Linked DNA regions of Mus musculus: regions 2, 3 and 4 are each linked to region 1. A link is a loop called in an ENCODE intact Hi-C map of the cell type or tissue named here. Cell type or tissue: left cerebral cortex. All regions are shown on one strand. Region 1 overlaps Ptdss1 (phosphatidylserine synthase 1). Region 2 holds the start of Mterf3 (mitochondrial transcription termination factor 3). Region 3 overlaps Mterf3 (mitochondrial transcription termination factor 3). Region 4 holds the start of Uqcrb (ubiquinol-cytochrome c reductase binding protein).

Region 1 (8,000 bases):
CCTTCCAGATAGCATGAGCTCTAAGGCTGGAGTTTAGCATTGTTTGGTCCTGAGTACACACCTACACAGATATCCAAGATCAAAATTTTGAATAAGCGATGAAGCCATTATCTTTATTTAAACAAAGACAGGGCTGGGAGAGTCAGTAAAGTACTTTCTGTGAATGCCTGACACGTAAATTCAATCCCCAGAACACAAATCAAAAAGGCTGGTAGAGTGGCTAACACTTATAAGCAGTGAGAGGTCTTGATGCAAAAAAAAAAAAAAAAAAAAAAAAAGAAGAAGATGAAGAAAAAGAAAAAACCAATAAATGCCTATAGAGGATGATATACGAACAAATACCAATATATACATGCTAATCCCCGGGACTGCCCTAGTGTTGAAACCCAGTTACACCATTCTCTATTTCTTTAATATCAATGTTTATTTACTTTAATTTTTATGTATTCACTTTATATCTCACCTACTGCCGCCCTTCCTGATAACCTTCCCCACAATCCTTTTCCTCCATTCTCCCTCCCATTCTCCTCTGAGTGGGTGAAGGTTCCCCTAGGTATCCTTTCCAACCCTGGTACGTCAATTCTGTTGGAGGCTAGGCTCATCCTCTCCCACTGAGGCCAGACAAGGCAGGCCAGCTAGAAGAACGTATTACATCGACAGACGACAGCTTTTGGGATAGCTCTTCAGGACCCACATGAAGACCAAGCTGCTCATCGGGTACATACACCATACTTTAACACAGTGCAGCTGGAGAGCCTGGGCTAGGACACTTAATAGGTTAAAAAGACAAAAGAGCCAGAATACAAGACAACCTCGAGATTGGGTTTAGTGCTTTCTGAATTCTACATTCGTTTTAATTACTTTTTAAATTTTTATTTAAATGACTAAGATTTAAACTCCTTGCAAAAGGAGTAGAATAATATTGACCAGGACAGTCATAAGCAAGCACAGCTGTGAAACCGAGGCACATTCTGACATGTTAAGTTTCTATATGGCATGACTAACAGCACTCCCTGAGGCTGCTATGCTATTTATTTCCCTGTGTGTGTGTGTGTGTGTGTGTGTGTGTGTGTGTGTGTGTGTGTGTGTGTGTGTTTGCTCCCTGCCAGGTCTCTCAAGTGAGTACCACCTCTGTTTCTTCCTCTACCTTTTCCCGGTGACCATAGTGCTCTGCATACCAAACCATGCCGTACAGACACAGGAACGTGGTGAAGGCCTGTAAGACAGAAAGACACAAAGCCCTTTTATTAATGACAGCACACACACATACTCTACTTCCCAGGAACTGGGTTTCTGTGAGAAACCAGAAGACAGTTCAGCACTTTTCTGCCATCTGTCTTCAGCGCAAGGGTTCAAAATGTTTGGATGTGGTAGAGATGGGACAGTCAGGAATGGGTTTGGTGGACTGGTGCTGGGCAGGTCATATATACTCCATTTTTAAGAAGTGTTATGCAACAGCAGACATACGGCTCTTACCCCATATGCATCTCTAAGGAGTAGAGACTCAGCTTAAGGAAGAGAACTACTGGATAGAAAATTCTCATGTAGTGTCTATATTATAGCAATGCCTGGGAGTGCCTCCTTAGGGACAGAGAGCAAGAGGGACAATGCCACTTTTACTGGCCTTGCCTTTTTGGTGCAGGCTACCGCACCTTGATCCTTGTAGCCTTCCTTTTGTAGACAGGAAAACAAAGAGACTGAAAGTATTTTACAACAGCCTGAGTGGGATGAGAGGCCAGGAGTCTTCACCTGGATTGTTCACCACACCTGTACACACCTTAAGGGAGAATCTGGTATAAGGACAAATGTCCAAGCAGTTGACCCTCTTCATGCAGAGCCTTCCCATCCTCAGAATCAACAAAAGGAATCAAAATTTTTTGAGGAAGAAAAAAAAAGTATTGGTATCAAACATGAAGAATTTTCAATTTGCATCATCATTCCCTGGAAACAAGTTACAAAGTATTTGTGTTTTATCTACATATGATTTAAATGCCATAGGAGAACATGCATACACTTTGTATGTGCAAGCACAAAGCCACTGTAGGACTTGATGCCTAGTGTATTTGTATATCCCAAAGAGGGAGAAGGTGGAACCCATCTTTCATGGCTATTGAGAATACAAAATTTCACAATGTGTCAAAAAACTTAAGGTTAGGAAAAGTGTCTGACTGGCCAGACTAAGTGGCAAAGAATAGAGGGAACAAGAAGATCAGGAGCAATGGGGGCATGAGGAGGGCAAGGAGGCACCAGAAAGAGAGGTAAACTAAAGCAACTAAGCAAAACGGCCCACAGTCCAGAACACCTGGACCAAGCCATCCCTAAGATCTGGTTTCTTTCACACTATTTATTGCCTATGGTCAATGGTCATTACCCAGCACCTCACCCTAACAATGGGGACAGGTGTGAAATCATAGTGGGGCCCTCTCGTCCTGAGAGAATAATTTTAATTCTTTCTGAGATCATAGCTTTAGATTTAAAAGGCGACTTCAGAGACTCTTAAGTCACCTCCCACATTAAAAGAAGAGGGATAGAACTCAGAGAAGTGAAAGCTTTCCAGGGACACAGGTGGCATTGAGGAGGAAGCAGAGACAAGACACAGGTTTCTTGATAGGCTGAGTCCTAGTTTTAAAATTTAACCAGGTACAAAGTTTTTGTCTTTACATCTATCTCCATCCTTCCATGAAGCTCCTTGGTCCACCGAGGGGAAACGAAAGCATCGTAGGAATAGCAGACTCCAGCCATGCTCACGCTGAACAGATGCATTCTGGAGGGCGAGGCACAGACAAGTGAGAGTAGAAGAATTGTGCACCTCCACTCCTATGGCATGATCCTAAGATCTGGCCCATTCTTTCATGTTGGTAACATCTGCTAAGTGTCTCTGAAATTAGTGTCCTCCTAAAATCCCCAAAGAAGGGTATCTCAGTGCTCCAGTTGGTTCCCTGCTTCTCTACCAAGGAGGCTGTGACAGAGGCACAGTGACAGGAGAACATGAAACCTAATTCATATGGCAAACAAGAAAATCCCTATATGACGTTTTAAATGTGGCGTTTTAAAAAGAAGTTCACATTCCCTCACATCAAAAAAAACTATGCAATGAATGATTATATTATAGATACAAGTAACAACATATAAATGATTTCTAACCTCTAGCATATTCTAATATTTGTCCAATTTTCTCACATATACAAATTTGCCATTTTTCATGGAAGGAATATGTACCGTGTGATACTCTGTATGTGCTAGGGATTTTTCAAGAGCACAACAGGATGTCCTATGCTTCACACTGGGAGAGGGAAGCTAGGCACCTCTTCTTCCCAAAGCACTGGCTACAGAATGAGCCTGGAGGCAGAAGGTAATGCCTCCGCTAGTCTGCCACTGCAGATTTTGACCACCAGAGGGCAGGCGTGCAAGCTCTTTCCTTTTCTTATCTCTTGATCTTGTGCTTGTGCAGCTGGGGTTCCCTCCAACAGGAAAAAGGGCAGAGCTGGCTGTGCAGAGGGACCAGGCAAACACAAGCTGGTGGCAAAGGATTGGTGCTTATAATTATGATCATTACACAAAGAGTCTGCTATGGTTGCCAAATCTACTACTTCACCTAGGTACAAGAGGCCCATTTTCTACTTGGTTCAAGAGACAAAAGCTTGTAATTTATGGGTTTGCAATCATACCCGTGGAAATCTAGGCAAGTATACACTTAAAATGTCAAGGTCTGGATTTAAAATAGCAATTTCACAGATTTTGTTTGAAGGGGGACAAGAGAGGGAGAATAGAGAACTCTGGAATGAAAGCCAGGCAGTCTATGCTCATGGCTATTGCAGTAGTGAGCATGTAGAATCCAGATTAGCTTTCATAGTAAGGTAATGAACATTAAAATCTAAGATGATTATTTGGCGACTTTATTAGCTAGCACATGAGATGCTTGCTTCCACGCTAATCTCAAGTTCTGTGCATGGTGCCTTGTCAAGCAAAGGGAATAATTAGGGGCTTTGTGTCTCTTGAGTACTGTGGTGTAACTTACTGCTCTCTTATTGAATAATGGCCATCTCACTTGTGAGTGGGAGATCAATCTTGCTCTTTAATAAAGGTCGTGGTATGAAAGGTGTTGAGATCCGGTTTCCATTCTTTTTGATTATAAAATATGCATAGCAATTGCTATGCTTTGAGTCTTGAATGTCCCTTAGAGGTTCATTTTAACCTGAGTCGTAGCTTGTTGCAACTGCAAGGTGGTAGGACCCTTCAACACTGAGTCCAGCGGAAGAAGGTCTCAGGTCACTAGAGGACTAGTCTTAAAGGCTCTAAGTCCCTAGTTCCCATCTTTTAAAACTCCATCGTGTAGAGATCTGCTAATGTGCATACAGATTGGGTTTTCTGTTTTTCTGTTACCATGCCTCTATTGCAATCTCCTTGGTAAAGAAGGGGGTTAGCGATGAGAGCACGGAGACTCCCTTCCTTAGGGATCTGCAGAGAACACAGATTTCAGAGGCTACTCAGCAAATGTTGCTGACAGAGAGGAACAAGTCGGAGCCCATTCCTTTTTTTTTTTTTTTAATGTTAAGTTTGAATGGTTTTTTTTTTTTTTTTTTTTTTTTTGAGAATACAAAAAGTAATCCTTGATGAGCCCATTCTTTTACATCAGGCCAAGAGGCAAGCATGCTTTCTTCTTAATGTGCTAATACCATGGGGTCAAATGATTATAGATTGAAGCCTCCAAAGCTGTGAGCCAAAATAAACCTTTCTCTTTTGAAGTGACCTCAGGCATTTGTTACAGTAATGGAAGCTAACCAGCTCAGGGCCATTTTGTCAAGCTTGAGTCCTCTCCATGTCTCTCATGCCTGTCTTCAGTCTCACCATCATCATATGGATGCCATGTAAGCTAGACTTGGCTTCTTATATTTAACTGCTCCATGAAATCCCATCCTTGGCCAGAATCTCAAGTTCCTATGGAGTGTCTTCTAATTCTCCGTATAATTTCTTGACATCTCCTGATCCCACACAGTGACAGTTTGGGTCAGGTGCCCCTGAGTAAGACTTATCCAACGCTACTAAGCAGATAAGAATTCCAGCGAGGCATGTAATGGGGCAGGATATCTTCATCTGTAAATTCAACCTCAACTCAGAACTGCTTACCTCCTCTTGTCACAAGCTGCTCTCATGTGCCCGGCCTATTGTTAGCACAATCGAGAAACCCCAGAGGTGCCTTCAAGCCTCTTCTGGACAATAGTGTTCTACGTAGTTATCTCCTGAACAACTAACAAACCTAACTACCTCTATTCTTGTACTCCATGCCTCTGCTTCACTTCCCCGTCACTTGTAGACTAGAACTCAGCAGCACACTCTCCCTCCAGACCCTATCCTGCAGAGTATTTCTCTCAGACAAAACCAGACTACATTATTGTATTATTTACAAATCCTGGAAGAAGCAACTACAAGTGTGCATAGCTCTTCCTATATAGGCAACTCCTATCCTCTTCAGTGTTCCTAGTTTGCTCTCATTCCCCAAAATTGGCTATTATCCTGAGGCAGTGGGCACTCTTTTTTTTTTTTAATTTAAGATTTATTTATTTATCATATGTAAGTACACTGTAGCTGTCTTCAGACACTCCAGAAGAGGGCATCAGATTTCGTTACGGATGGTTGTGAGCCACCATGTGGTTGCTGGGATTTGAACTCAGGACCTTTGGAAGAGCAGACGGCACTCTTAACCACTGAGCCATCTCGCCAGCCCAGCAGTGGGCACTCTTTACAGTCCCATGTCTATACAAGTTGATCCCTTGGCCTGATACCTCTAGTCTTTGCCTCTCCAACTCATTCTTTACATACTTGCTGAGATTCCTGTGTACCAGGTGTTCTGTACTCATGACAGTGGGAGGCAAAAAAAAAAAAAAAAAAAAAGAATAAGCTTCTTCATACTCACAAAGTACAACACTGTAGAGGCAGATACAAACAAAATCAATTCTGTTACATGAGGAGAGGATTAGAAGAGCCAGGTATGACAAGCTGACTGGCTGGCCCATGATGTCTTGTGGTAAGTTGTTTCCTCTCTCACAAGAGAGGGCTTATCTTCTCTGTGTCCCCATGGCTCTCCTATAGCAGATTAGGTAAGAAGCCCTTTACTCATTGTAGGCAGGTCACATTCCAGTCCAGATCTGAAGTGACCATGCCAGAGAACAATTCAAAACCAGCAGCAAAATGTCACACTTCACCATCTTGGCCCCCACACCTACTCTTTTTTCTAATTTTACCAGAATAGGAAAATACAATTAATTTTGTTATTTAATTAATTAGCTAATTAATTACCTCTGTACTTTAAATTGGAGCTACTCCCTATTACTGCTCAAGATCAAGGAAGGCAGAGCAAGATGCAAGGTGCTCTGGTGAATTCAGGACTTCTAACCTACAACCTCCCCACAACCCCCCAAAGGACATTGACCTTACAGAAAGTCAAAAACAGATGTTTAATTACAGAACAGGATCAAGCTGGTGAGATGATGAGAGAGTCTACAGAACAGAAGAGCTGCTTTCTCCTGGAAGGGAGCGCGAACTAGAGTCAAAAGGCAATGCTACAGAACAAAAAAGACTTGATGGCCACGACAGCTACTTGGGATGAGTGCACAGATGTTGTAAAACTATAAACTCTAAGGCAGGCAAGACTGGCTTAAACTGTGGCTTCTGGACAGGATAAGACCACTGTACTCATGAACTCACACCACCTATGGCCTCTGCAGAAGACCTGAATACAATTAAGTTAATCACCACTCCCACATTTCAGTTTAAAAGGGGAGTAAAGGACAGAAAAATGAAAGGATGGAGCTGTGGGCTGCTGTTACTCTGGGCTTCTTTCTGCACAGTGTGCATTTCCCTGGGGTATAAGTGTGGCCTATGAGCAGAACACCTGTGGTCTGACTCCCTCCCAAACCACTCTGTGATGCCAATTTGTCTATACCCAGGTATAGTGACATGAATGTTATACTATAAAAGCTACAGTAATAGGATGAAAGAGAGGGCATGGAAAGTGTCCTTGTTGCTTCTTCAAAGTCCCCAAGTTCACCTCATGTAGACACATTCTCAGAAGCTAATAAACAGATAGGTGGTGCATCTACTGAGGGCATCTTTGGAAATGGCTACAGTGACACATTGCAGATACTGTAAGGCTGTTTTATTCCTAAACTTTTAGATTAGTGTCCAACTTAAAAAATGTCTATGAACTTCTAAGGAAAACTTGGAGCACAAGAGAAGTTTACTTTTGTATCTCTATTTCCCTTAGAAACAACTAGGGTGCTCAGCTAACACTCTGGAGTACAAGAGTAACACTTACCACACAAAGAAGCCAAAGCATCACATAGAGTATCTGGGTCTTAGAAAAGAGATCTTGTCCAAATTTTATGCAAACAATAGCTTCCAGGAAACCAATGACCCTAAGTAGAAAAGAGCAAGAAGTTCAATGTTAGTTCACCTTATTAGAGCATGCCCATAGTCAGAAACATTCAATGGCTGAGCCATAAATGGTCAAGAATTCTGCTCCAAACACGGGTAGTGGGCACCCTACAAAAATCACTTCTCCCTACTACACCTACATTGGAAATATTTTCCCCCTCTTCTTTTCTCTAAAATTGTAACTCACTCTTTTTTTTTTTTAAATGTTTAGAAACACTCAGCATTACTGGAGAGTGGACCCATATGTCAAATTAGGAACCCTTTGAAGCACAGAGAACCCACTGTCTTTGAGAGATGGTTCAGTTTTCTGGTTAGAGTGTAGTTGACTCAGTGCTGGTTGCTGTGACCAGAGACTGCCTCCTCTACCTTTCTTCTACTGTTTTCATATAGCTCTTGGCATATACAGGTAGTGTTAGAGTCATCTAATGCAGTCTGTCAATACTGTATCAACCACATTCTCTCCTAGTTTTTCAAGAGTTTCAGATTAAATATCCTTTGTTTTACTACCAATATAAGCCCATTATCCTCCCTATATCTTCAGCAATTTTGCTAAGAACAAAAAAAAT
Region 2 (8,000 bases), 57 kb after region 1:
AAGCAGACCAAGCGGGCTGGACCAGTCCTGGTTTCTGGATTAGCTGAAATGTAAAAACGGCTAACTCCTGTACACAAATCGGGAGCTATGAGGACTATATCACAAGATAAACTGTGCTACGTCTGAAACAATAAACAAGTATTTGAAAGGACCAGTGTGAATTAGCACCATTTACCAAGAGGCCTGAATATATAATCTACTCAGGGTAAGGTACCATTGAAATCAAAGTATTTGAGTCATCCAAGATGATCTCAAAGAAACATCTTCAATCTAATAGGTTATAATCTTATTAGGAGGAAAAACAGACAAATTAAAAAAAAGATACTTATTTAATCCTAATTTTTAAATGATTCAAATAACTGGGAAACAGAAATGTTGAGTATCAATGTTAACTATCCTTCAAATGCAACTTAACACAATGAAGCCTAATAGCAGTCTGTGTCTAGGGCTGGTCTAGTGTTGGCTGTGTACTTCTTGAGCCATTACTACAAACCACTAATTAATATTCCTAGTGCCAGAGATATCAAGTTGTCTATTAAAGAAAGAGAGGGAAAAACCATATCTATAAGAAAGCAGGACCAAGACAACCTCATTAGTAGTGTATGGAAGCATTTTTTATTGGGCCTTTATATGCTCTTGAAGGATAAATCAGGAAGGCTGGCAGAAACCCCTAGAGAACCACAGAGAGGGCAAGAAATAGGACCCAAGGAAAAATTAAAAACTGGAATTTCCAAAGCTGGTAAGGGAAATTAAATTAAGTTAAAAAACCACTAATCAAAAAACAAAGTAAACATCTATCCATTCCCCTGTCCCTTGCCTGTTCTCTTAGTTCTATATCTGGAGAAAACAAGGGCAAATGAATTAATAATCACACAGGTACAGCCATTTGCACTAAAACAATGTCATCTACACAGGGAACAATTTCTGTTGACAAGTGCTGCCAATTCACGGCAACCCTTTCAATCATGGGTAACAATGGCAGAAGCATGTGTGAGTTAAATTTTGGGTGTCATTTTCTTTTGTTTTTGAGACAGTCTTAGTATGTAGCCTTGGCTGGCTTGAAAGTCAGTATGTTAAATGACTCTATTTAAAATAGGGGAAGAGAAACAAGTTTCCTCCATTATAAGAGCCTCCTCGTAAGATTTCGGGGGTGAAATAAATAAAAGAAACCGTCCAAGAATATGCACTCAGTGACCATAAGAACTTCCCAACAGGTACTATTTCTGAACGGTTCTAGCATCTTCCAATAGCAACATCTTGTATTGAACCTCCCATCAATAAGAACCCTTGGGGTGATACTCAAACTAAAGAACTATCTAACAGAAGAACTCCTGAACAAATCCAACCTTACTTCAGACTTCTGTTTGCTGTATCAAATCCTTCACAATCTAAAACTCTTGCTGGGTATTCATAGCATATGATCTCACCCAGCACTGTTCTTACATTCTGGTAATACAACACCTTCCAAGTATTCTATTCTCTTAGCTAAGTAATCTTTGCGAAAGAAAAATTAAGCCATAGTTTTAAAAGTTTGATTGAAGGAATTGCACTGAACATTGTCTAACCATAAGTTTATATAAGTTTATATAATATACAAAAAGAGGTCATTACAAAAAGAGCATAGAGTAAAAACTCTTTAGTTGCGAAACCATTACTTTCAATCTTCATGAGACAGTCTTAGCTATCATTATAATATCCCACTTACACGGACCGTAAACTATTACAAAAATAGACACTAGTAACTCTTTAATTCTATTAATTATGCATCTGATTTTATGTAAAGTAAATGCAGGATTAGTTCATCAGTATGTGATTTCTTTATGAAATTAGCATAAGAAATAAAATTATTATAACTTTTGGAAAGCACCATAGCTCAAAGATCAGGTGATTTTTTTTTTAAATTACTTTTTCACAAGCTGCTAATATTTGTACTCGTTTTTTTATACTTCTCTGCCACAATGCTTCAACTAGACAGAATATGACCTAAAAAAGAAATTCCAGAACATTACTTTCTGAATTAGAAAAGAAAAAGCTGCTGGGTGTGGTGGTGCACGTCTTTGATCCCAGCACTCAGGAGGCAGAGGCAGGAGGCAGAGGCAGGCGGACGGATTTCTGAGTTCGAGGCCAGCCTGGTACACAGAGTTAGTTCCAGGACAGCCAGGGCTATACAGAGAAACCCTGTCTCGAAAAAAACCAAATAAATAAATAATTAATTAATTAATTAAAAGAAAAGAAAAGAAAAAGCTGTATTTTAAACAGCCTACAATAATTTTAAAGATACACTATTGAACAAATTATTCATTCTGCTTTTCATCATGTAAAATTAGTGTAATATGAAAATATATAAATAAAATAATAATAATATAGTTTTTGTCCTTTCAAAAGAACCCTTTCGCCACTCTGTCACTTCAAACCCACCTATTAGAGGAAGTTAAATAGAAGTTAATGTGAAATAAGCAGGTATGGTTATACAAGGCTCACTTTCTAATACCTCTACCTTCATTCTCAATTCCAGAACATACTGTATCTTCTCAGCAACAAATATAGTTTAGAAAGCTTTATCAAACAATGAAATGGTGCTTAACTCAGTGTCGTGCACTTAGCTAAGAAACAACTATCTTATGACAATCCTATGAGGTGTTAATACTGGTATTTTCATTTTGTGTACAGATGAGGAGACTGGGGACTAACAAATTAGGCAGTCATACAACTTTTATAGAGTAAAATCCACTGGCATGATGGGTAGTGGACAGTAACCATAATTAGGCTCAAGAGTGAGTTCTCTCCAAAGCTAGAAATGTGACTGGCTAGATGCTATAGGAAGACAGGTCTCGTCTGCAAAAGAGTGGCATACTTTACAACAATGGAAGTGGCACCCCTAGGTAAGAATAACTGTTACCTACTGTTTCTATGTTTGAAGTAATTTATACAAATCAACATCTGCAATTTAGTCTATGCTGTCTCATGTGTGGTCTATGTTGTACAGTGCTGTCTCATGTGTGGTCTATGTGGTACAGTGCTGTCTCATGTGTGGTCTATGTGGTACAGTGCTGTCTCATGTGTGGTCTATGTTGTACAATGCTGTCTCATGTAGCATGGCATGCCTCTGGCCTCCCCTTTACGACATACCAGACATTTCTTCAAAACTTATCTTCCCCAGACTTTGACTGATTACTGATAAAAATATCAGGAAAAGCTGGGTGTGGTGGTTCAAGCTTATACTCACAACACTGGGCTAAGGCAGGAGTAAGGGTTAAAGGGTAGCTTAAGCTATACAGTCTAATCCTATCACAAACAAAAAGAAGGGTAAACACTGAGGACACCATATACCAGGTATTCTACTCAACAGTGCACACACTCATTTAGTCTTCCTAATCCTGAAGTGATTACAAACTCTTTATTCATTTTATAGGCATGGACCCTCACACTGAGAACAAAGTTAAATAACTTCCCTAAAATCACAGCCAGTTTTGAAATCTTGGTTACTCTTGGAAGCCATAATGGTTTGGTGGATAGGGTATGACTCCCCTCTCTTTAAAAAATGTAATTCAGATAATATAAATTATAAGACAGAAATAGGGGTGTGTATGTTGTAGGATCCATTAGCTCCTTGGCTGAGGTCAAGGGGCCACAGATACAATAGCTTTGTAAGGTACGAAATACACAGCTATTAGAAGTGATCTGAACATGTGTGTATATTTTTAGGGGAATAAGAGAGCCATGTTATGTTGTGTGCATTTTATGTGTTTTGTTTAGTGTGGTTAGCATTCTCTAGTCTCTAGATAATACACAACTGCTTGCCACTATCCCCTTTCAGCCAGTATTTTAGAGATGCATGAGAGGGCAGGATGTGCCCCTTGTGGTCAGCGGTAGCCTATAGAGTACAGTACATTGGAAATGATGGGTATTGGCTTGTGCTTCATGGGAGGCATCCACTGGGATGTGTGTCAACAGCGACTGCTGATGCTGTGGCATTGAGGTGGTGTTTGAGACTGGGAGAAGAGTTACATTAGATGACTTTGGGAAATGTATATAAAAGGAAAAACAGTGTGGTGCACCTCACATGTACATTTGTGTGTGTGCCTGGTAATACTGAATGCCAGAGGATTTTTCTGTGTATGGTGTGTGTTTTATGTGTGTAGTGTGAGTTGAAGGAGGTTCAATCATGAAATGGTTCATGCCATTTGCTGGAGACAGACCACGGATGAGTGGTTAGAGATCAGAGCCTTCTGATAGTGACAGAGAACGATACAGAGCAAGGGGTGTGGATCACCCAGCTAGGTGACCTGCATGAGTTCCTGGTGTGGTCCGACGTAGTGAATGAGAAAGATGGGATTTGGACATGAGGGGTGGCAGGTGGAAAAGTAGGCGGAGAGGACTGTAAGCCACGCGGTAGGCAGAGGAGCTGTGTGGCCCTTGTGTCCCCGAGCTTGCACGCGTGGAACAGCTACTCACTTCCTTACCACCAGCCACACCTGGCCACCCTCCCCTCTACTGCTTCTCGGTCTGTCGTCTCTGTCCTCCTCTCCCCGGCGCTCCGCGCGACTCCAGGCCAGACTTACCTGGTGAAGGCGAAGTACATGAGGCTGATGATGGTGAAGCTGAGCAGGGTGATGGTGTGCGGCCGGTAGAAGAAGTCTATGGTGATGTCCTCCACTTGCTGCTCGTTGATCATGCGGAAATGCATCCTGTAGTTCACATCATCCTTGCTCAGAGTCCTGCTCCCCACGCAGGACGCCATAGTTCTTCTCCCCGTCCTGCCGCGGCCCCGGAGGCCCCGGCCCTAGAAGGCTGGGACCCCGGCAGCGACGGACCGCAGCAGCGAAGGTGCCTGACGCTGGGGCGGGGTCTGGCACCCTGAGAAGGGTGCTAGCCCAGGGAAGGACCCGCGCGCGAGGGCGGGGTCGCGGCGCCACCACCGCGTCCCGGAGCAGGGGGAGAAGGCAGCCTGAAGAAGCAGCCTAGTAGGGCGACATCGTAGAGCTCTCACCCTCCCCACATTACGGCGGAGTGACTGATCCTGGGAACGCGGCGACCAGCTCCAGGGCCTGCAAACCCCAGGCCAGCTCTGTCCCGGTCCCCCGCGGCGTCCCTTCCCGCGCCGCCGCAGATGGTCTCGCCCATTCGCAGCGCAGCCCACGTGGGGGGCGGTGCCGGCCTAGCGTGGCGAATCGCCGGCTTGCGAAGCTACGGTGCACCGTATCCCCGGCGTAGGTTGCACGGTCGCTGTGAAGCAGGAGCGCGAGACCGCCGCCCGGCCGGATTACTGTCCGGCCTACCTGTACCCAGCAGCGTCCGGGAGCCTCGCGGCTTGGTAGGTATCGGTGACCCGGAGAGGAGGTTCGGGCTCGATCGGTCGGTACCTAAACCTTGTGGTGGCAACGTCGCCGGGCTTGTTCATCAGCTTCAGACTAAGGCCCCGAGGATGTCCCGGCTTCCTGCGGAAGTCCTTCCCGGATAAAGCCGGTTGGTTAAAGAGTCTAAGGACTGCGGCTGCGCTGCCCAGAGGCCCTTTATTACGAAGTGCATCTTTCATCATCGGAGCTCGGGATTAGTTGTAAAGATTTTGAACCTAGAAAAGCCTGTTTCGGCTCTTGTTCCTATTCCTAACAACAAAACAAGAGTGCCCGGTAACCGCTGAGAGCTGGCGTACCCTACTAATGAACTTGAGAGATTTTAAGGATTTTTTTTTTTCTTTTGCCCTCTTAATGTACATACCGTAAGGCGTTATTCACGAGTGCACATCTTTACTCGTTTCTGAGTCCTTTGTGTCTTTATTTGTCCTGGACTCACTTCCACTCAACAAACTGGAACCCTCCAAACCTCTAGCTTGGTGCTGAAAAGACCCTGGGAAGGTGGGTCTCGAGAGGGGGCGGGACTGTGCTGTCCTTCTGCACAGACTATCAATCATTGACATTGCTGAGACAGCAAATTTATGTGAAAAGGAGTGCACTGGCAAGTAAAAGTGGAGGGTGAACATTATTAGTCTTTAGCACTCAGATCTTTGAATGCAAATAGAATTTAACAGAGTCTACTAAATGTGGAAAGGGTATTGAATTTGATTCTGGACAGACTCTAGAATGAAATTGGGGTTCTGGGAGCTGGTTTGTAAGTACCCTAGAGCCCTTATTGTAATCCCCAACATTATAAAAAGTACTTTGATGCTGAGAGTGGACCAGTGTTTTTTTCTAGAATAGCATACGTAAAAGCATGTGGAGAATAGTGTCTGAACCTCCATCATCGTGGGCTACAGTGACATATCCAGTCTTGACTGTCAGGACCCCCACTTGTAGATTGGACCTGCCTGGCTGTGCTGAAGTTTCTCTCGAAGCTTGGTCTTGTCTAGGTGGCACAACTTAGTTCCTACTTTAACTATTTTGGAGATGAGAGGGAGTTTGAGGGGAAAATTGGCAGGCTTGGAAGCCCCTTTCCAACTAAAGTTTAGCAAAAATTGCCTATTCCACAAGGTTATTGCCAACACCGCCTTCCTATACCACTTCAGAAGGAAAGATTTGCCCTTGTATTATTCTTAGCAAGCATCCCCCAACTATAACAAGAGATTAAACTCTCAAATGTTTCTTCCTATTCAGGACATAAAACTATCTGAATCCTCTGGCTAGAGAAACAGAACACAACGGCATAAGTAAGAGTTAATTGACAGTTACAGGTTTTTTGTCTGTTTAGTTGAGAATACTGCTGGCTAACATTTATTGAGCACTTTCCATTTATTCATTTATTTGAGCCGTGTCACACTTGTAGAACTTTGAGCAATCTTGCCTCAGGCTTCTGAGTGCTAGGATTACAGGCATGACCTCCCCACTCCACGCTCCTTTATAGTGATTATTTTAATTAATATTTAGGTATTGTACTCAGTTCTTTCTGCTGTTTTGGTTTTGGAGTTGGTTACTTGTTTGGGTTTTATTCTTTTTCTTTTCTTTTAGGCAGTCTCACTACATTGTTCCTGCTTGACTTGAGCTTTCAGTGCAACATCTGTGTCTCAGGAGGAGAATTCTAGGAGGCCTTCACTCCCGGCCCAGCTGCTCCCTATTTTGACCCTTTTTGTTTGAAAGACTTTTTTTTTTTCCAAGCATAATTTTACCAAACCAATTTTGTTCAAGTCTGTTTTGAAGAACTGGGTCTCAGACTCGGTCAACAGTTTCACTGTTTTATTTAGGAATGTGACTCATTTAAGACGGTGGTTTTCTTTTCATTTACCTTTTGACTAATTTATAACCATAAGATATATTTTAATAACTCAGTATTATAGTAATCTGCAACATATTTTCTAAATATACTTCAAACCATAGGTTTTTTGTTTGTTTGTTTGTTTTGTTTTGTTTTTTCGAGACAGGGTTTCTCTGTATAGCCCTGGCTGTCCTGGAACTCACTTTGTAGACCAGGCTGGCCTCGAACTCAGAAATCCACCTGCCTCTGCCTCCCAAGTGCTGGGATTAAAGGCTTGCGCCACCATGCCCAGCTGATAGTTTCCTTTTTTTTTTTTTTAAAGATTTATTTATTTATTTATTATATGTAAGTACACTGTAGCTGTCTTCAGACCCTCCAGAAGAGGGCATCAGATTTTGTTACGGACAGTTGTGAGCCACCATGTGGTTGCTGGGATTTGAACTCGGGACCTTCAGGAGAGTAGTCGGTGCTCTTAACTACTGAGCCATCTCGCCAGCCCATAGTTTCTTTTAAAAAGCAGATTAACAGTTGATTTGGTTGCATTGTAATTTGAGCATTTACAAAAAATTTTGCTTTAACGTCATTCTTTGTTTTTAAATTGTAAGGCATATCTTTATCTTTCCAGTTCAGAAATTCCTGTTTTGGTTGGTAACTGAGACTGCCTGTATTTTTGGCTTTTGATGTATTAGAAATTTTTGACTACCCCAGACATATTTATTTAAATCCTTTGTTTTTGAAAGTAATTTATTATCTATTTTTGTTTTTGCTGTTTGAATACTGTTTTAAATATGTGAGTAAATTAATCTTTCTTCTTT
Region 3 (8,000 bases), 72 kb after region 1:
TCATTTGTTATAGGAGTGGATTTGTCTAAGATAGAAAAACATCCAGATGCAGCCAACCTCCTTCTAAGGCTGGATTTTGAAAAGCACATTAAGCAAATACTGCTATTTCTTAAAGATTTGGGTTTAGAAGATAACCAGCTGGGACCATTTCTGACAAAAAATTATGCTATTTTCTCTGAAGACCTTGAAAACCTTAAGACCAGGTAAAGTTTGAAATGATTCCCACATAACCTAGGAAGTACTTACGAAAGAATTACTTATATGTGTGTGAGGAACTTTCTAGTCTGCTATTCAGCTATCTTCTGGATGAGTATGATGGCTTGTATATGCTCAGGCCAGGGAGTGGTACTATTAGAAGGTGTGGCCCTGTTGGAGAAGTTGTGTCACTGTGGGTGAGAGCTTTAAGACCCTCATACTAGCTGCCTGGAAGCCAGTATCCTGCTATGAAGCTGTAGAACTCTCGGCTCCTCCTACACCATGCTTGCCTGGATGCTACCATGTTCCTGCCTTGATGATAATGGACTGAATTTCTAAAACTGTAAGCCAGGCCTAATCAAATGTTGTCCTTATAAGAGTTGCCTTGGTCATGTGCCACAGACACTCTGGGTCCCTGGTCTGTGAAGAACGGGATTTCTTAGGCAGATGGACAAAGAGTTTGGATGAAAATGACAGACAGACTACACGAGAGGTGTGTTGAATCTGAATGTATTGTTCTGGTTGAGCTTCAGACTTATATAACAACGAATTATCAGAGGATACAAATCACAAAAAGACAAGATACACTGAAATTCACCAGTTACAGCAGAAAGGAATTTACAGGGACTAATTAAATGTTTACATTAGGGATAACAAGCCCTGCCTAGGATCAGCCTAATGCCAGGCAAGAATTTCACACTTTAAGGTTAAAAGCATCAGGGGGTTGTTAACTCTTGACAGGCCTTAAGAGTAATGCGCTATCACAGAGCTCTAAATTCTTAGGTCTAATAAAACTTATCTTGTCTGGAGAGTTTCCCCTTATCAGGGTAGTATATCAACTTATACTTGACATGGAAGTAGCCTGTAGTAAAAGATTTCTATCTCAGTGAGACTTTTAGTCTCTATCTGTAAACAGCTGAGTAAAATGGCAAGTGCTTAATTGTTTACTGAATGGGTTAAGCTCCTTGCTGCTATCTGGAATCTAAGAACACTGGAAAAAGACTTTAGCTATGTTAGAATACAATCTTAAAAGGCATTTACTATAAGGTAATACTATATAGAGTGCACGTGAATCTATACACTAGATAAATGTGGTGGAAATTTGAATATAATGGGTTAGGGAAAGAGATGCCATAACTCTGGGAGGAAAATTTCCCTGGACTCTTATCCTCGTGAAACAGCTTCCAGGCTTTTCGCCTGACAAACCGATCCAAACTGGAGAGTTGGCTTTCGCCAGAAGAGAGTCCTAGAAATTCATTTCTCATGAGCAGCTTTTTGGCATTTCTGCCTCACAAGCTGACTCCACCAGAGTGCCCTGACAGTCATGGTATCTGTTCACAGCAGTAAAACCCTAGGCAGTGAATATCCATGGTTCTTTTACTTATGGACTTCTGATCTAAAGAGTATTTAAAATAGTTGTTTTGTCTTAACTATCAGTTATTATTTTCACATTTCAACTTAACTAATGAGTTAATATTGAAATTCTTCAGAAACCATAAATTTTTTCTCTGATGTTTTTATTAACAAATAATTGAATTATCTAAGAGTACACTTAAATAAATTGGGTAGATTATGAAAGCATGGTCATTACTGTTTTTTCTTTCCTGTTTCCTGTTTGGAAACAGGGTCTCACTATATCATCTTGACTGGCCTTGAACTTATAACCCTCCTCCTTCGGCCTTCTAAGTGCTGGAATTATAGGTGTGTACCACCATGCCCAATATTTATAATTTTTGATGGCAGATATTTAGCATTCTTTGATCAAATTATTTAATAATAATAATAATAATAACAACAATATACTTTAATAATATGTTATCTCATAAATTGAAATTCCCTTCGTCGTAATCAAGGTTCTCTCAAAAAGAAATCTGGTAGGTAGCCCTTCAATATATATTTATTAGAATGGATTACAGGCTATGATCTGGCTGATCCAACAGTGGCTGTCTCATGACCAAAAAGCCAAAAATGTTTTAGTTGTTTGATCCATGCGGTTGGAAGTCTTAGCACTCTCAGTCTGTTGCTGGAATCTTGCCGAATCCTGGACAGTTGATGGTCTTCAGTACATGTTAGACTCCTAAAGAAGTTGGTACTAATACCAATGAGAGAATGCCAAAGCAACAGGATAAACGCACTTCTTGTGATCTAGAGTAAGGGTAACAGACAAAACAAAAACAAAAGCTTCCTTCATCTAGGTCTTTTTATGTGGGCTGTTACTAGAAGGTGTGGCCTCGATTTAAGGTGGGTGTTTCCCCCTCAAATAATCTAAGAAAATTCCCATATAGGTGAGCACCCAGAAACTTTGTTTAGTTGACTTCATGTACAGTCAAGTTGACATCCATGATTAGGTGTCTCATGCTGTCTTTGAATTGTAAATATCTTTGTACTTTAGCCGTCCATCAGACTGTTAACAGTCTGAAGACACTGTGAGATGATGTCAACCTAGAACAAGACAGGGCCCTGTTCTCATGTTAATGATAACTTCACCACTTGTCTCCCCTGGGTCAGTATGTGTTCTCAGGCACACTACTCAGTTTACCTTATTACCTCAATCACAATTATCACTCATGACTTTTGGCATTCACCTCCAGTGAAACACCAAGACCACTCAGTCCTATCTTGACTATCTCTCACATCAATTGGACATTTCTCTCGATCTCCACCTGGGGTATTTTGCCTCTTATCCTGCCAAGATAACAGCACTATTCTCTATTGTTGCCCAGTCACAATCCTTCTAGAATAGACCAGTGATTCTCAATGTTCCTAATGATGTGACTCTTTAATACAGTTCCTTGTGTTGTGGTGATCCCCCAATCATAAAGTTGTTTTGTTGCTACTTCATAACTATAACTTTGCTACTGTTATGAATCGTAATGTAACTGTCTAATATATGGTATATTTGACATGTGAGCCCTGTGAAAGGGTCATACAGCCCTCTGCCAGAGGGGTTGGACCCACAATGTTGCAAATCTCTGCTCTAGACTCTCCTCTACATTGGGATTGAGCTACAGAGGTCTTGGCAGTTCCGTGAGCTAATAATAAACTAATGTCATTTCTGTGAAGTAGGAAAAGAACAAAGCTCAAAACATCTGCATTTCTTACATTGAGCATCTTAGTTAAGGCTCTGCACCAGGCATCAGACTTAGAGTCTGGTGCTTTCTCATCATGGGACTCAGACTCCTGAGATAGAAATGATCATGACACAGGAAGGAGTGATGCTAAAAACTTCACACCCAGCATCCTGGCTTCAGGTATAGATTCCTTCACCATTCAAAAGCCAGTGTGCCGCATTACTCCAGATTTATCCCAGGAAAGCATGAAAGTTACGCAGTGGGAATCATTTGAGAGGTTTTGCCATAATTATTACATGAGGCATAGAAAGTTTGAGTAATTTACCCAAGATTAGACACACAGTAGTATAAATGGCAAAACTATGACTCTAACCAGGTTGGCCAAACTCCAGGGTTCTGACTACTTAACTAATGTAGCATCTTCCTATAATTAGTCTGTGAAAGAAACCTATGTTTTAAGGAGGCAAAGTTTCTTGCTCAAGTTTGTCACATACTCTTAAAACTAGAGAAATGTTGTAGAGTGTAGGGCACCGGGCATGGGGGAATAAAAGGAGTGGGAGAAAACACAAATGCTCTTGGTGGGCAGACATGGGAGTATTGCCACACACTTTCTTCACCACCCCACGTGGTTGTCTGGCTGTGGGAAGCCACTGAACCCAGCCCGCCAGGGAGTGGACAAGGGACAGTCCTAGGTCTCTGGGCCTCACTGAGGCCAGAGATAACTGGTTCTCAGTCTTGGGCATGCAAGATGCCACTGGAGTGAGGAAGAGCTGAGAACAAAATGGGGGCCCCGGGGCCAGCTTGGTCATCCCCAGGACCGAAGGGAGGAGAGGGTGGGAAGGGGGGGGGGGCTGGGTGGTTCCCACATAGGCAAGAGTTCTTGGTCTGGTCCATGTGGGAGGTTAGACACAGCTCTTTAGGGAAAGCCTATCCCATCGTTCAAGCATGGCGGGCCTTGATGAGCAGAGACAGTCTGTGGTATTAGAGCTTTATTGTAGAAAGGCAGGGAGAAAGAGAGAAGGTAGGAAGAGGGAGATCTGCCATGACCACATGGAGAGAAGGGGGAAGGGAGGGAGAGAAGGATGGCTAGCTATGAGAGTAAGAAAGGTGAGAGTTTAAGAGAGAGAGGAGGGACCAAGCAGCTCCTTTTATAGTGGGCTGGGCTACCTTGCTGTTGCCAGGTAACTGTGGGAAGGAGCATACCTAGCTATTGTCAGGTAACTGTGGGGGTGGAGTCTAGCCAGAATGCCAGGACCTTGGGGTTTTATCTGAGTGACTGATAGTCACAGAATTACGGAGTTGGGGACTCTGTAGTGTCAGTACCTGCCTCTGTGAATGTGGTTCACTATTCAGTCCCTTGTAGAGTTTTCTACTGGGTCTCCAGAGAAAGCCTCATTCCACTAAAACAGGCTGCCTTTCATGGCCCCACATTAGAGTCTTTGTAGAAACTTCATGTATAGACTCAAAAGGATGGGCAAAGATATAATATTTAGTTAAACTTGGATTTTGGCTTGGCTAGATATAGTAATCTTATTTTCTACAATACCTGTAATCCAGAATTATTTTCAATGAAAATAATCTAGTGTGTATAATTGTGAGTCCTCTATAGAATTTCCAAAATGAATAAACTGCATATTAATTATAGACATGGTAATGCAAGTTTGTAATCAATCCTAGCACGTGGGAAACTAAGCCCAGAAAATGAAAGAGGTGAAGGCCAGCCTGGACTAGGCCGTAAGACCCTGTCTCAAAACCAGAAATTCTATCTGGAAACAGGTGACTCTGGATAAAGTGCTTGCCATACAAGTGTGAGGACCAGAGTATGGCTCCTTTAAAGCCATATAAAGCCCAATGCCATGGCACATATTGGTGATACGGGAGGCAGAGACTAGAAGCTCCTGGAGCTTAAACCATAGGTAACCTGGCTTTTGTGTCCGTGAACAGTGAAAGACCCTGTCTCAAAACAAGGTGGAAGACTAGAACCTACCACTGAGATTGTCCTCTGACTTCAATATGTGCACCAAAACATGTTCATGCCCCCTCCATCATACATATATAATTTTTTTTAATTTAAAGATACACCCAGAAGTATATTAGAATTATTTTCTGATTTAAAGTAAATGAACCCTGATCAAAATTTTGTGGGTGTTTCTCCTGCAAAAGTGTTCATATTCAGGCTATTATGAAGTATTTTTTATTGATCTTATGGGGGAGTTATAGGATACTTTTTTAAAAAAAAACACTACTTTAGCACTGAGTAGACTCAGAAGTTTATATATGTATGTGTGTGTGTATATATATATATATGTGTGTATGTATATATATATATATACATATATATATGCATAAAAATTGACAAGAGATGGGTATGGAACATAGAGTAGTAGTGGAAATTAAATGAATACAGTACTGCTTTCTGAAGTAACATACCAGTAAATATTTGTATGTGTATATATATTTTGTTCTATTTCTCTAGAAATGTTTATCATGCATATGTGTATGTTTTATTATTTCTCTAGAGTAGCTTATCTACAGTCAAAAAATTTCAGTAAGACAGACATTGCACGGATGGTCAAAAATGCACCATTTCTGTTGAGCTTCTCCGTGGAAAGACTAGATAACAGACTGGGATTTTTTCAGAAAGAACTTGAACTGAATGTGAAGAAGGTAAGAAAAAAAGAAAGTGTAAGGGAATGCCTTCCCTCTTAGTTATCTTTAGATGCCATGCTTCCAAGTGCCTGGCCTACACAGATCTTATTACTGGATGATACTTGTGTACAAAGATGACTTAGGCTGAAGATGCTCCATCACATTGCTTCCTAAGGTTTTGTTTCGATGTCAGATGTTTCATCAAACCACATTGTTGATGTTTATTTTGAGGATTCCTGTCATTTATTTGATTGGATTGTATTTTGAATTTTAGCTTCACATTCCTTATAATGCTTTAGTTTTCCTAACTAGTTCAATGTTTTTGTATAATGATGGTAATTATTATGTTTTAACTATAGACTAGAGATCTGGTTGTTCGCCTTCCAAGGCTACTAACAGGAAGTCTGGAGCCTGTGAAGGAAAACATGAAGGTAATATATCTTGATTACTATACTTGATTAAGGTTTTTTTGTTTTTTTGTTTTTGTTTTTTAAGAATAAATACTGCTGTTGTCATCATGCAAAAAACAAAACTTTTAGCAGAACTTTTCAGCAGAAATGTGTCTTGTGTTTCTGTGAAAGAAACCTGTGTATTAAGGAGGCAAAGTTTCTTGCTCAAGTTGTCACATACTCTTAATAGCTAAAGTAACATTTATTAGAGTCTTTGTAGAAACTTCATAAAACACCAAAAATGTTAGCAGAAATTATTTCTAAAAGTCAGAAATGACAGTTTATTTCAGCCAGTGTTTTTGCACATTCTACCTATTCTACGTAAATCAGTTACCTGCAGACATTAGGACCCATGATCCTGAAGCAGTAAGGAATAAATGGGACCTGGATACTGCTTTTTTGTTGCCTAGTTTGATAAGCAATGTCTATGCTTCCTGGCCATGTTCCCATTCTGTGAAAACATTTTTTTTTTTTTTTTGAGACAGGGTTTCTCTGTGTAGCCTGGCTGTCCTGGAACTCACTCTGTAGACCAGGCTGGCCTCAAACTCAGAAATCCGCCTGCCTCTGCCTCCCAAGTGCTGGGATTAAAGGCGTGCGCCACCACATCCGGCCTCTGTGAAAACATTTTGACTATCCTATAGTGGTTCTGATTTAGCTTTTTTGCAAACTCCACAATGGCTTTCCTTACTTAACTACAACTACTCGGTCCATAATTTGAGCAGCTTCTCTTACTGACCAAGGCTAATAATCACTATGTTTACTACTTTCCAGTTAGGCCTGTATCCCAATTTCACTGGAACTGTGGGAAGCAGTCACAGCATTGAGTCACAGCATTGTTCAGGCAGTCGCCCTGTCATCACACATTCCAAATCATCCCCTAAGCTTTAATAAGCTAGCTGGAGAGATGCAGCAGGTGCCAGGCATACCACTGGACCTTCAGTTTTCAGGCTTTATACAGCAGTGAATGGGAGATGGGTCTCCAGAGGCCAGCTTGTTCCTGGAAGCCAAGGAGAGGGTTACTTTTCCTTGTGTGTTTCACAGTGTAGGCCTCCTACGACTTGTACTTTGTACCTTCTACCTTCCACTCCTCCTGAGATTACTGTAGATTAGTTTTAAGCCCACAGTCTCATAGTTGTCACCCAAATTTCAGGCAACTGGAGCTCAGATTCAAACAATGTATTATTTCTCAAGATGGCACAGAGTCTCTGTATACCACAGTGCAGATGGACAAAATGGGATTCCTGTCCACCACTGGCCCAGGAATCACTGTCTCACAAAAACCTTCAGTGGTTTTGAAGATTCTGTAGTCTGTCGATATATCTTGAGGATTGGAGTCTGCCTGTCTTGATAGTTGTTAATTTCTGAAGGTCTTCCTATTGGTCTCTGCAAAGAAGTCAAGAGTATTTTTTTCTTGTTCTGACCCTTATCCATAAGGTCCCATGGGAGCTTTTAGTCCAGCATCTTGTCTGGAAATCCAGCACTGATTGGCTTGTGCCAGTCTATACAGGCCTCCTTTCTCCATATTTTATTCCATCTCAGGATGTTTTGTTTGTTTTGATTTGTTTTGTTTTGTTTTCCTGTGAGCCTCATGACAATCAATACAGAGACACTCTTGCGTGGATAAGGGGTTTGAAAT
Region 4 (8,000 bases), 86 kb after region 1:
ACCAAACCAATCAAAATGCAACAATATTTACATGAGTATTGTGTTACAGCGTACATCCATGTCTTCCTTGTTGTAAGTTTACAAAAACCTTGGGATATACAAAATGTTGAGTGCTACCATCCCACCCTCTACCGCCTCAGGAGGCTGCACAGAAAATGAGTCCTTCCACATAGAACCAAAGCAGTTCTGGAGCTGACTCACTTATAAACCACAAGACACCATGATCACATACAAACACAGAAGCGACATACCTGTTTTACCTTTCAACTGAACTGCTGTTCAATTACTGTAAGTAATTATGGGTGTGTTTTCACAGACTGACAGTCCTAGCCTCTGAAACACTTCAGAGGCGAGCACATGTGAGCATGCTATTCTTTCATACAGCAAAAGCCAGCATTTTAATTAAAAATTTTTATTTCTGTGATACAGAATCCCTAGAGTCCAAATAAGGAAAACTCAAAACACTACCAAATCATAGAACAAAACAGTATGTAAGATAAGTCAAATAATCCTCACTCAGTAAATTTATTCCCATCAATCATCAGGTTTATAATAAGATTACTTTTTTCCAAGTCTCAAGTTCTAATCAATTAATAACCCATTCTTTAAAATAGAATGAAAAACTATGACCAACAGAAGACACACAAGCATTTAGCACGTTGTCAAAATAAAAGGTCTTTGTTAAAAGCTGCTGACATTTCTGTCAGTAGTAACCATATGGAGGCCGCTGGTTGTGGCCATACTGTGTGTACTATTGTTGATAGTAGGGCTCTGGTCTCTGCTGTGGGTAGTTGTTGTTACCCCATGTCCATCCATGCCACTGATTTGACCGGTTGTCAGTTGGCCATCCTTGTCTGTTATCCCTACCTCTAAATTGTCTGTTGTCTTGCAGCCAGTTGCCTCTATTTCTTTGGTTACCACCAGCTCTGCTATTCCATTCCTCAACAATTGGAGGGGACTCAGGAGGGCGTTTCAAGTATTCCTGGTATTCTTTGCCATCTTTCGTGAATCTGCTTGCAAACATGTCTTCAAAATTTGGAATTACTTCAGAAGTATCACTCATCTTGAAGTTCTGTACAATTTTTAAGATCCTTCTCGGGATGCGCTGGAGACCTCAGCAGTCTACACTGCACCCCGGGGAAAAGAAATCTAAAAGATTTATCTTTAAAATTTTTTTGCAGGCGTGTGTGAGGGGTGTGCCAATGCATCACATGTATATGTCAAAAATTTAAAGAATCAAAGTGTAATTTCTATGCCAGGAGGAAAGAAAGAAAACCTTTTAAAAAATATTTTTAGGATTTGTTTTAGTAATTTGTGTGTATATGTGAATGTTCACACATGCATACGGGTACCCACAAGACCAGAAGAGGGCATCAGATCTCTTAGAGCTGAAGTTATAGGTGGTGATGCAACTTGGAACTGAACTGAGGTCCTCTGGAAGGGCATCAAGTTGTTTGTAACCACTGAGCCACTACCCCAACCCCCTAAAACGTTTCAAACCAACATTAACAAGCATGAGCAAACACTAAGCCCTAGGCTTACTGCACATAAGACTGGATTTTGTGACTGTTATTCATGTATGTATGTATGTATATATATATATATATATATATATATATGTATGTATGTATGTATGTATGTATGTATGTATGTATGTATGTATATGTATATGTATATATATGATACTTTTTGACATACCTTGACATATGATCTTCTTCTTTAGCATCTTTCACCCTGGCGCTGAAACTTCTCAGGGTGAAGTTTAATGAATCCCCTTTACAATGTGCCAGTGTACAAATGTATATATTTACTCCTATCCTTCAGACTTCATGGTGGCCACTGCATATAGTCCGAGAGCTGCATCAGAAACAGAAGAAAAGGGAAGAAGGCAACGGAACTAGAACTTCTGACTAAAATCATTACATAACATTTTGGATTCATAATGAGACAGTTCTATGCTGTCCTGGGTCTCAGCTTAAGTCTGAAAGACAGCATGGTAAGACCACTATTGAGCTTTAATAAAGTACACTGTTTATATTTGAGCTATGTATCAGCAACTAATTTTGTATTGGATTCAGAACACTGGCTTTATTACTGAATAATTTTGTCTACATTTCTGTTTTTTTTTTGTTTGTTTTTTTTGTTTTGTTTTTTTTTTTTTGAGACAGGGTTTTTCTGTATAGCCCTGCTGGCTGTCCTGGAACTCACTTTGTAAACCAGGCTGGCCTCGAACTCAGAAATCTGCCTGCCTCTGGCTCCCAAGTGCTGGGATTAAAGGCGTGCACCACCACTGCCCAGCTCATTTCTGTATTTTTGACATTAAATCCAGTCCAAAATTCAGAAAAGATAGTTGATGTCAATGAGAGGGAAACCAAGAAATAATAAATAGTATCTACCTCAAAAAAAAAAAAAAAAAAGACCACTATCGAGTCATAGTAAAACTCAACAGTAACTCCACTTTCTGTCCTTAGTTTTTTATTTTAGACTCTACCTGTTGGGGTTGAGATCTTGAAAGCACAGTCTATAGTCTTTCTGCTTGCTCCATTTTTAATACTATATGCAAATTCTAAATATATCTTAGGGGTTTTGTTGTTGTTGTTTTGTTTTAGGTAAGGTCTTGCAGACTGATGCCAGATTCACTATGTAGACAACTGTAGTCTTGAACTTGCAGGGATCCTCCTGCCTCAGACTACTGAATTCTTGGATCTTGCATGTGCCATTTACTCCTACCTTAAAGTTAATATTTTTAAAGCTTATCCAACCTAACTTTCTACTAAAATTGTTTGATAGGGATTTTTAGGTGGGGAAAGTGAAGCCTAGAAGCTGAAAGTTATCTGGGATTGGTTGTGCAGCATATGATCCTAGAAATAAGGAAGCCCGAATTTGAAACTGGATTTCTCAATTCTAGTTAACAAACAAACAAACAAACCTGGACTCTACCCAATTTCAATGCCCTTGGATAACTTATTGAACTTTTCTGAGGCTCAGCTTCCTTCTCTCTTCAATACTGATAGCACCAGTAATTACACTGATGATTTAGAATTAAATGAGAATATAGCCACACTTCTGAACCCAAAGATTGCAGACCTATAGATTGAGTCTACCACAGATCGGGAAGGGGTATATCTGTGTTAACTATAAATGTTCATTATACCTGTGTTACTTCCAAAATAGTGCAGTATAACAGTTATTTGTGTGGTGCTTACTTTATATTCTGTATTAAAGTAATCCTGAGGTGATTTAAAGAATGCAATAGTGTATACATTATATTAAAACACCGCACCATTTGACATAAAGAATTTGAGCATCAAGCGTCCTCTAGCGTCCTAGCATCCCCTCCATGCATTTTGAGATGCGGTTTGCCTGAAAATCATTTACTACATTACCTGTCTCCAAGACTCCATTTATTCCGCAAAGGTTCTTTCCTATAACAGAGCATTGAATAACACTGTCTCCTAATTTCGCAGTACTTTCCCCATTGTGTCGCGAAGAATGTTTTTTGTAACAAGGCACACAAAAAGATCAGCCTAATGTGTGGAGTCCATTCAGGTAGGAAAGAGTAAATGCCTTCTGCTGGCGGTCAGAGCAGCGCCTGCCCCTCCCTTCCCCTTCCTAAAGTATCCAGGACGCCTGCGTAGGAGCCCGGCGTGTCCTCTAGGACTTACCCAGAAGGCAGCGCTTCACTCTCAGGTCAAAATGGCGGGCCGATCTGCTGGTGAGTAATTACTCCTCCTTTGTGGGTATCGTGGAGCGGTTGTATTTTCTCACGAACTTGTTCTCCTTTTGCGTTAGCTAAATAGCTAGTTTGTGATAAGAGACGTGGCGACCCAGCAGCTCAAAGGACAGGTTTCGCTGAGCCAGGTCGGGCCTGCCTGAGGGTTAGAACAGGGACCTCTGCCGGAAGGAGCCCAGCGGGGCTGACCGGGTTCGGCCTCCTTCCCCTCCGCCTTGGGACAGCTTAGGGAGGTGAGGAGGTCAGCAGACGACAGCCACAGCGAGTAGTGGGGAGCATTTGGAGTCAGGCGCAGGCCACTTCAGTGACAGTGATCGGAGCAAACAGCGCCCGAGCCCGCATGACGCTCCTAAGACTTGTCAGAAGAATTAAAAGGAAGTAAGATAGGGTTATAGTGAGGTTTCAGGTTAACCTTGGCATATCTGGACGGTGAGCTGGGGCTGCAGGGCTGTAAGGACTTTTGTTTAATGTAGGCACTAGAACAAATTTGAGATAGAGTGCCAGAATGTTTTCACATCAAATATTACTCACCCTCTCCCCTCCTATTTTTTTTTAAAGCTTAATCTTTGCCCACTGATGGTATACGTTGGAATAGTCTTTAAAAACAATACTGATAACCTTCTCACAGTCCCTGGAAATTCTGAAGGCATTAATTTTACCCATTTGACACAATTTTAGGAAAAGTATTCTGTTTTGTTGAGTTTAATACTTACGTAAGCCAGCTTCCTTTTCTGCAACAGGCTTTTGATCTATAATGTGGCAAACAGAGTAGTGCCTGACACATTTGTTAAGTAAATATTAATCGATATTATAATCACTGCTGTGTTAACAATTTAGTTCTTATGCTTTTTTTTAATATTTTTATTTTTTGAGCCAGGGTAGCCCAAGTTAGCTGTGTATTGAAGAATGACCTTGAACCTCTGATTCTTTTTTCCTCCACCCTAAAAATGCTGGAATTGCAGGAATGAATCACTATGCATGTTTTATGTAGTGCTGGAGTTGGAGCCCAGGGCTTTGTGGTGTATGTTAGGCAAGCAATATACCAACTGAGCATTAGCCCTTGACAATTTAAATTTCTCTTAGAAACAATTTTATGCATGACTTCTAATTTAAAGGTTGGAGGAAGCCATGTAGTAATCTGTACTGAGGATTAGGAAATTAGAAGGAGATAATAAGAAGGGAGCCTCTTTTTCCTTCTATGGTAAGAAAGTAGCCTTAACGCTTAGGGACTGAGAATATAGCTCAGTTGGTAAAAAGTTTGCCTTGCAATGTAAATACTGGCCTGATTTCGGTTCTCAGAACCCATTTTGTTTGTTGAGCTTTTTCTTTTTAAATAAACTGAGTTCCATTATATGAGACACGTCTCAGTAGCCCTAATCCATGCTTTTAATCCTAGAGCTGGAGACAAGGAAACAAGTGATCTTGGGGTTCACTGGCCTTTTAGCCTAATGTACTTGGCACTTCCAAGCCAGTGAGAGATGCCATCTCAAAAATGAAAAGGATGACAACGTCCTCTGGCAGTCACATGTTCCCTCCCCTACCCCTCACATTTTAAAAAGAAAGGTTAAGCTTGCTCTATCTTCTTTCTTGTACCACGTCTGGTCAACATCAGGCACTCTCCTGCTTCCTTGCCTCTTCTCCTTTACCTCTCTCAGGCTCAGTCTTCTTCCCCAAATGGTTTAAGTTTGTTTTTGAATAGAGTTTTTTGCATGCTAGGCACGAACTCTAAGGCTGAACCATATTCCCAGCCCCTATTTTAGTTTTTGTATCTCTGTTTGTTTGTTTGTTTGTTTGTTTGTTTACACAAGGCTTGGTATTCACAGTCTCAACTTCCTGCATGCTGAGATTACAGGCATGCTTTGTTACATTAAGAGATTTAAATTTAACATTGAATGTTTCTTCTTATCCATGTTCAAATACTATTATTCCCTTGACGAACAGTTTGCTGTTTGAGAAAAGGAAAATAGGCTTCTTTTACTAATATATTGGTATTTAAATTAGCTGATAGTATGAAAGTTTTTCTAGAAATAATTATAAATTATATTTTATGTAAAATTATAATTTTAAGGATGATAGCCAAATAAGACAATGTAAACTAAAAGTTTTGGAGACTAGAGGCCTGCCACTTAACCTGAAATCTTATAGCTCCACCTCCTTGGAAAAGAAAAAGTTATTTCCGCAGCTACAAAAGACAGAAGTGCTTCAGATCCTTTCCTGTCTCTGGTCCTTCAGTTCTTATGGTAGCAGGAGAAGGGTGTTGGACTCTGAGAACCCAAAGTGGCAGGAAGTATACCTGTGGCTATTAGGCACCTTTAGTTTTGAGTTTACCATTTGTTCCCACAGTGTCATGAGTGAAATGATTATCTACATTGTATACAAGGGGATTCTTAGGTTTATAAGATAACTGGTTCTTTACCAATTGGTCTATTGCTTTGTAAGTATATTGTAGCAACTAACATTGTGGTAATTATAGTTTCAGCATCAAGCAAGTGGCTGGATGGTTTTCGAAAGTGGTATTATAATGCTGCAGGATTCAATAAACTGGGTGAGTATCCATTCTGTGGTCCTCCTTCTCTTGTTCTCCCTGAATTCAGTACTTTTAAAGAATTCCTATAGTTCAAAAGAGATCATTTGTTTTTGTGTGTATCAGATTTAAAAATAAACTGTTTTTGAATTTTTGATCTTTATGTGGTGTTTGAACTTAGTGTTGTCTACTTAGCAGTGAACTTCACATTGTGGTCTAGAAGCCGAATGGAAGCATCAGCAGATCTTAGGGTTTCTTGGTATAAATTTGAGTTCTTTATGCCTTTAAAAAATTTATCAGTTGCACATATACCAAGGTGTGCTTGTGGAGGTTAGAGGAAGACTTCTGGAAGCTAGTTCTCCTTCCTTCATGGTGTCCAGGGATCAGACTTTGGACTGTAAATAGTACCTTCACCTGCCTACCCACCTCCCTGGTCAGTCCCAGTTATATCATATAATGATCTCAGATTAGAAGAAGAGATGGGGTCCACATGGTTTCAAGGTCAAGGTACACATTTTACATGCTTTCTGAACTGATTCATAGTGCTTTTAAAAAGCCTATATATTTCTTCAAGCAGTAACTTGGGCCTAAAACACATTTGGTTTCTATCTTTCTTTGTTCATTAGAAGAGAAAAGTTCTATGTGGAGGAGATAGCTCAGTGACTCCACAGGTCTGATGATCTGAGTTCAGAACCCACATAAAAGTTGACACAGCGCAAGCAGTGTGCTACTCTGGGAAGGTGGGAGCAGAGACAGGAATCGCTAGACACTGGGTGGTTAGCTTATATAGTAGCAGCACAGGGACGATCTCAAACAAGGTGAAAACTCAAGGACTGATACCTCAGGTTTACCCTTTGGCCTCCACATGTACTGGAGATACGTGTGTACATGTACACATACACACACACACACACACACACACACACACACACACACACACATACATGAAAAGCTCCTACCAGATATGGTGAGTTATGTAATTTTATTATTGGGGAGGCAGAGGCAAGAAGATGGTTGTTTCGAGGCAAATGAGTCTAAGGCTGATTGGGAAGAAACAAATGATTCTCTATGAGTTCAATGCTAGCAATGGCTACAAAATGAGGCTGTCTGAAAAGTGCAAAACAAACAAAAATCACTTTTTTTGGATTGTTCTTTAATCTGGTTCTTCTGTTCCTATTGCAGGGTTAATGCGAGATGATACACTACATGAAACTGAAGATGTAAAAGAAGCCATAAGAAGGCTTCCTGAGGACCTTTATAATGACAGGATGTTTCGAATTAAGAGAGCCCTGGACCTGACTATGAGGCATCAGATCTTGCCTAAGGATCAGTGGACAAAATATGAGGAGGTAGAACAGGTTTGATGTGTCTAGCAGTGTTAGTCACTCAAGATGCAGTATCAGAAACAGGAGAAACATGCTTGTTTGTTCAGTGTTTTAGTGTTCTCCACATCATGCTACATAAGTAGCATTTCAGCAACCAGGTGAGGTTAGTAGAAAGCTGTTGGCTCTATTTTAAATAACAACAAGGTGAGACTTGGAGGTGAAGTGACTTCTGACATCACTAAGCTAGTCTTTAGTATGGAAAGCCTGGGCTAGAATTCAGATTTTTCTGCCTTATCAGCCATATTGCTTTCCCTCTACTTTGGTTCCTGCTCTATGAAGAGTTTTAGTTATGTGAAGTCTATTGAGTGATTTTTGTAGCTCTGTGCATGGACATCTGTCCTCAAAAGTCAGGCAAGCT

What was found. A loop is a pair of places that touch in the nucleus more often than their neighbours do. Peaks named below come from ENCODE experiments on the same cell type or tissue, not always from the same donor. Only the 100,000 strongest peaks of a DNase experiment are listed, where the experiment ranks them.
Region 2: it touches region 1 in a loop (2.3-fold over the local background); 2 of 42 quality-filtered maps call a loop at or near these places.
Region 3: it touches region 1 in a loop (3-fold over the local background); 5 of 42 quality-filtered maps call a loop at or near these places.
Region 4: it touches region 1 in a loop (3-fold over the local background); 5 of 42 quality-filtered maps call a loop at or near these places.

Annotation. Positions count from the first base shown.
Region 1 is chr13:66,987,169-66,995,168 of GRCm38, reverse strand. Ptdss1 (phosphatidylserine synthase 1) reads right to left here. Exons shown (of 13, transcript NM_008959.3): 10 at 7,316-7,415; 11 at 1,148-1,216. Among named protein-coding and RNA genes, the nearest start is that of 4933433G19Rik, 41 kb to the left of the region's middle. In left cerebral cortex, a CTCF peak has its summit at 3,388 (motif pointing right); a DNase peak (open chromatin) is centred at 3,402.
Region 2 is chr13:66,930,249-66,938,248 of GRCm38, reverse strand. It overlaps Mterf3 (mitochondrial transcription termination factor 3), which reads left to right and starts at 5,177. Exons shown (of 8, transcript NM_025547.4): 1 at 5,177-5,314. Ptdss1 (phosphatidylserine synthase 1) reads right to left here and starts at 5,419. Exons shown (of 13, transcript NM_008959.3): 1 at 4,563-5,419. The coding sequence starts at 4,741. In left cerebral cortex, a CTCF peak has its summit at 3,859; DNase peaks (open chromatin) are centred at 4,911, 5,195 and 5,434; H3K4me3 peaks cover 2,665 bases; H3K27ac peaks cover 1,543 bases.
Region 3 is chr13:66,914,959-66,922,958 of GRCm38, reverse strand. It overlaps Mterf3 (mitochondrial transcription termination factor 3), which reads left to right. Exons shown (of 8, transcript NM_025547.4): 4 at 14-203; 5 at 5,786-5,933; 6 at 6,275-6,346. Among named protein-coding and RNA genes, the nearest start is that of Gm10767, 14 kb to the right of the region's middle. In left cerebral cortex, no CTCF peak of the experiment used is centred here; a DNase peak (open chromatin) is centred at 3,531.
Region 4 is chr13:66,901,008-66,909,007 of GRCm38, reverse strand. It overlaps Uqcrb (ubiquinol-cytochrome c reductase binding protein), which reads left to right and starts at 3,658. Exons shown (of 4, transcript NM_026219.2): 1 at 3,658-3,715; 2 at 6,207-6,278; 3 at 7,440-7,606. The coding sequence starts at 3,697. Gm10767 (predicted gene 10767) reads right to left here and starts at 3,593. Exons shown (of 3, transcript NM_001177750.1): 1 at 3,387-3,593; 2 at 1,699-1,857; 3 at 1-1,127. The coding sequence starts at 1,063. The coding sequence ends at 752. It also overlaps a transcript of Mterf3 not described here. In left cerebral cortex, CTCF peaks have their summits at 1,381 (motif pointing right) and 3,358; a DNase peak (open chromatin) is centred at 3,664; H3K4me3 peaks cover 2,097 bases; H3K27ac peaks cover 1,451 bases.